Regions from separate parts of the Mus musculus genome. Here region 1 is linked to region 2. The links are chromatin contacts, found by Hi-C in ENCODE. All regions are on one chromosome and are shown on one strand. Each heading gives the region's core, a stretch centred on a gene start or an enhancer-like site at or near the end of the contact. The rest is flanking DNA. Distances are from core to core; before and after follow the strand shown. Region 1 overlaps Abca17 (ATP-binding cassette, sub-family A (ABC1), member 17). Region 2 holds the start of Tedc2 (tubulin epsilon and delta complex 2).

What was found. A loop is a pair of places that touch in the nucleus more often than their neighbours do.
Region 1: a map of T-helper 17 cell shows a loop between it and region 2 (2.0-fold over the local background). The contact joins the enhancer-like site here to the promoter of Tedc2 in region 2. A Hi-C loop is called at or near these places in 1 of 37 maps with a recorded cell type or tissue (T-helper 17 cell).

The regions. Positions count from the first base shown.
Region 1 is chr17:24,282,123-24,284,822 of GRCm38, reverse strand. The region is part of intron 23 of Abca17 (ATP-binding cassette, sub-family A (ABC1), member 17); the gene reads left to right. Among named protein-coding and RNA genes, the nearest start is that of Ccnf, 32 kb to the right of the region's middle. Within about 2 kb of position 1,367, at least 1 of the 3 ENCODE cell types and tissues checked has a DNase peak (open chromatin) inside an H3K27ac peak, as active enhancers do.
Region 2 is chr17:24,219,540-24,222,239 of GRCm38, reverse strand. Tedc2 (tubulin epsilon and delta complex 2) reads left to right here and starts at 1,389. Exons shown (of 10, transcript NM_028056.2): 1 at 1,389-1,549; 2 at 1,625-1,723; 3 at 1,930-1,988; 4 at 2,107-2,509. The coding sequence starts at 1,500.

The DNA of each region.
Region 1 (2,700 bases), core at 118-2,617, 63 kb before region 2:
TAAAACACTTAATACACTGTAAATGCTATGTACATAGTAGTTATAACACATTTGAGAACAACGACAAGGGCTGGTGAGCTGGCTCAGTGGGTAAGAGCACTGACTGCTCTTTCAAAGGTCCTGAGTTCAAATCCCAGCAACCACATGGTGGCTCACAATCACCCACAAAGAGATCTGATGCCCTCTTTTGGCGTGTCTGAAGACAGCTACAATGTACTTATGTATAATAATAAATAAATCTTTGGTTCAGAGCAAGCAGGGACTGAACAAGCGGAATTGATGGGAGTGAGCCGGGCCAACCAGATCGAGCAGAGGTCCTAAAAAAAAATTCAATTCCCAACAACCACATGAAGTCTCACAACCATCTATATAGCTACAGGGTACTCATATACATAAAATAAATAAACTAAAAATGATATGAAAGAACTATGCACAAAGCTAAGCCATGTTTAAGGAAATGGAAAAGATAACTACACCATTCTCTTCTGTTTCCTCCATGAACATAATTTTATTGTATAATTTCTAAATACAAATCTTTACAGCATTTAAGACAGATCAGATTTTGTTCGATATGATGTCACGGTGCTTGATGAAACCCTTAGGGTCTCCTGCATGCTAAACGAGTCCTTTGCCACTGAACTAACCTGCAAGTCTCCTGGAATGTTTCTACATGAGGGGCCAGTTCAGTTGCAAGGGGGCTGACAGTTGAAAGGACAATCAAACATGGAAGCATTTTGTGATTTAGATAGATGTCATATAAATACAGGAATATCTCTTATTAATATTAATGCCTCAACCACGTAAACATGCTCTATCACTGAGCTTCATTTTCAAGCTCTCTTATTTTAAATTGACAAAAAAATTATATATATTTATATAATACAGAATGAGAAAAGCCTTTTATTGTCTTCTTGTTTTTCATTTATTTTATTTTATGTGTATTGGTGTTTAAATTTTTTTAAACCTACTTTTAATGATGGTTCTTAGATGCTTTAACCTCCCTTCTCACCCACCACCCACCAGAGGTAGTGAAAAAGAAAGAGTACTAGGATATGGGGGAAGTGGACCTATTTAGAAATTGGTTTTTGGAGCAAATCCCACCTGTGTTGTCAGGAAACCAGCAGTTCAGTTTATAGGGCCCAGCAGTGGCTGGATCTACTCGTAAATACTTTATGGATACACCAGCAGTCCAGTTTAGCAGCGTTGGGATAGCAAATACAGATCAGCAGCAGAAGCACAGCCTAGGAGAGACAGATGGCCCTCAGCAGCATCAGCACGAGTCAGCACGAGTCAGCAGGACCACGAGGGACACCAGGAGAAGTTCTCAGCTGTACCTCTCTCAGTAAAGGCGATGCAAGACCAAGAAGTGCTGCAAAGCTTGCTGTGCAAGCCAAGCCCCTGTCACCGACCACTGAGTCCTATTTATACCCTCCAAACATCACATGTCCTCCATGAGTCCTGCCGTCTTAGCAAAATTCCATGGAAGTCTGTATCAGCTGACATCACTCTGCCAATTGGCCTGAGTCCTCGGAAGCAGCAAGAAGCCACAGGAACCTCTTGAGAAGTTTTTTGATTCATTTCTCTCTGTGGAGTCATGAGAATAGAGCTCAACAACAGATGTAATGCAAGCCAATAGATTCATGTCGTTAGTGAAGAATCTTTTATTACACATCCTTTTATGTGCTTGCTTTAGCAAAACATCTTTTTACATGTGTCTGTTTCAGCAAACTGTTTCTTTACAAGTCTGCTTTAGTTAAACATCTTTTTTCCCTGGTCTGCTTTAGTGAAACGCTCCTTCACGTGTCTATTTTAGTAAAACATCTTTTTTCCTGGTGTCCGCTTCAGGAAAACACTCCTTCAAGTGTTTGCTTGAGCAACACACCTGACAAAACTTTCTAAAGGAACTACAAGTTTCCATTTCATGGGTGTTTTTGCCTGCATGTATGTCTGTGTGCCTGCAGTGCTTGCAGAATCCAGAAGAGGGCATCAGATCCCCCTGGAACTGGAATTACAGGCAGTTTTGAGCATCCACATGGCTGCTGGAAATCAAACCAGGGTCCTATGGAAGAACAACCTGTGCTATAGCCCCTGAGCCATTTGAACAATCCCCTTGTTGTTGTTGTTTTAAATAATATTTTTATTTATTCTCGAGAATTTCATAAACTATTTTAATCTTACTCTTTCCCCTCCCCCAACTCCCATTTTCTACCCACTGAACTTCAGGTTCTTTTTCTCTTTTGCTTTTTTTTTTTTTTTTTTTTTTCTGGTTTTTCGAGACAGGGTTTCTCTGTGTAGCTCTGGCTGTCCTGGAACTCACTTTGTAGACCAGGCTGGCCTTGAACTCAGAAATCCGCCTGCCTCTGCCTCCCGAGTGCTGGGATTAAAGGCGTGCGCAGGTTCTTTTTCTCTTAAACCAACTAAGAAACCAAGCAACCAAGCAACCAACCAACAAACAAAAAACAAGCAAGAATAGGCTCCAGTTTGTGTTGGCATGGAACCTGCCCTGGAGTGTAGTTGATATACAGTGTTACTCCACTGAAGAAAACTCCTTTTCCTCCTGCCGACAGTTATCCAGGGCAAATGGCTTCCTGGTGAGGGGTGGGACTTGGTGCCCACTTCCCCTCTGTGCTTGGATTTTTGTCTGGCTTGAGCTCCTGGAGACCTTGTGCAGGTTATCACAGCCTCTTCCCTGCTGTGTCT
Region 2 (2,700 bases), core at 140-2,639:
AGTTTCCCTGGGCTACTGGAGGCCCAGTGTAAGTAGGGGTGCCCATCTTCTATCCCAAATATGACAGTGGAACTGCCTAGATCTCAGCCCCTTTCCCACTTGACACTGGGCTAACTTTCTTGCTCTTTTTGTACAGAAACAACCAGGGTTACCTTACTTCTTGGGCTCTAGAACTAATAATTTATATCACCAGTACTGCTGAGCACTGTTCCCTGTCCTCATTTCTTTCAGCAGCCAAGCACATTTTTCACCGTAGAAACAAATGGAAAAGCTGTGTCTAGTGGCAGGCTTCTAAGAGGTGGGAGAAGGAGGCTGCAGAGGCAGCTCATTGGTTTGTAGCATTTGCTGCTTGACCAGAGGACCTGAATTCAGATCCACAAACCCACTCAACCATCTATAACTCCAATTTCAGAAGATCCAGTTCCCTCTTCAGGCCTCCTTGGGCACTAGGCATGCAAGTTGTACGTTGACATACAAGTTTTTTAATTAGGAAATAATTGGGCCGGGCAGTGGTGGCACACACCTTTAATCCCAGCACTTGGGAGGCAGAGGCAGGTGGATCTCAGAGTTGGAGGCTAACCTGGTCTACAAAGTGAGTTCCAGGACATCCAGGGCTACACAGAGAAACCCTGTCTCGAAAAACCAAAAAAGATAAAAGTAAAAAATAATTGAAATGGAGACAGGAAGGTCATGAGTTCAAGGTCATCAGATACATAGTGAATTGAAGGCCAGCTGAGACTACATGAGATTGCACAAACTGACTTGATGGAGAACATAATGTACTGATAATCTATGCCAAACAAGTCAATATTAACCATGTATTGACAAGCTGGCCTAGCTTGGTAGATCTTTGAGGGCAAAGACCATTGCTCTGACCCTTAGCTGCTGTGTTTGCATGTGTCCTATCTACGGCCTCCTGGCCATTCTCTGGGCTTCAGCCTCCCCTCCGCCTATCTATCTACTATCTGACACTCCTCTGTCTCTTGCACAACCTTCCATGACGTAGAGCAGCTTAGCAGACCTATTCTAAGTGCCACATGCTCCAGATTCCCTGGGCTTCATTGTTCACGTCTGGCGCCTGACATTCCTAAGATGTTCCTTGACCCAGTTCTAGCATTGTCTTCTGGCCATATGCTTGATTGCTAAGTCATCCTGGAGTCAGCAAGACCGCTTATCTCTGCTTTCAAAGTAGGTTCGGCAAAACCTGGTTAAGACAAAAAACCAAACTTTAGAGGGTCACGGATGCCCTGTCAGAAGAGCATTATCTGATTAGCCAAATCAGAAGCTATCTTATCTACAGTGGCACTGTCCAGGTTCCAACAGAGCCTTTGCGTCCTCCCGTGGGAGGGGTTAGGGCGGAGTCTGGGATGATGGGTGGAGCTTGAGATGGATTCGCGTTTTGGAGCTGGACTTGCAAGCTGTGCTCAAGATTGGGTAGCCTACCCGGAAGTGGGCGGCCTTCTGCCCGGAAGGCGCGGGACTCCTTGGCGGCGGCAAAAATGCTTGGTGTTAAAGGAAACTACCTACTACCCGCAGACTGCGCTCACCGGTGGGTCTCGTGCAACGGAAGGGAATTGGGCGGACGGGAGCGAGGTTCGGAGGCTCACATAGTACCTGTCCTCAGGCTGGTAGCGGAGCTGCAGGGCGCCTTGGACTCCTGCGCCGATCGGCAGCGGCAGTTGGAGCGGAGCCTGCGCGTTTCCAGGAGGCTGCTGCAGGTCTGGTACGCGGACCCAGGACCTCCTGGCCAGTCCCTCCTCGGACCATCAGGATTATGCAGAGTCCCAGGGCCTAGAAGGCCAAATACAAATGCATGCTTTTAGACTCCGGTTGCCATTGCTATCCTTACCCCTTATCCAGGGTCTGAGGCTGGGAATCTGCTTAGGGATAGAATGTTTGGACCATACCATGGCTGCCCTGTCTTTGCAGGGAACCAGCCAGGACCCCATCTCCAGTTCCAGAAACCAAAGAAGAGGACCCAAGTCCAGGTAAACGTTAGCTGCTTTTTATGGGTGCTGTCCCTGGCCTTTCTCTGGCTTGCTGTCATGGGGGAATCCATCCTGGGACAGTGAGGAGGAATTCTTGCATGGTTCTTGACGTTCATAGCATGTGCACCGAGTTCTCAAGATCTCGAGGAGCTGGAACTTTTGACCCAGGCTCTGGAGAAGGCTGTACGTGTGAGGAAAGGCGTGTCCAATGCTGGACAAAGAGACAGAACCCCCACTCTGACATCTAAGGCAGCCACTTCTGGTGCCGCTGCCGCCTCCCATCCTCGGGCTCCCAGCCGGGGTGGCAGCCGTGTATTGGGTACAAGATCCACCAAGGGTATACAGCGGGCCACAGCCCCTCCCAAGGATTACCCTGAGCACAGACTACGATCAAAGGGTGATAAGACCCATGTAAGAACACAAGACCAAACTACTGGGTATGGACCAGACCTCAGGGACCAACAAATGACCCCGTCATCTGCTCATCACACCACAGAACTCTTCGCATTAAAGGAGAAGGGGTAAGCTTCCCAGACGCTCGTATCCTGACAGGGCATTGAGCTGGTTGAGGAAGCCCCTGGTGCCGACCCGTAAGGGTCATGCACTGAAGCAAACAGGGCAGAACAGGGTTGGGATGGTATCAGGTTTGTCGTTCTGGAGCCTAACCAGCCCATGAGCTCTCTGGACTGGGCGAGCACCCACCCTCCTCCAG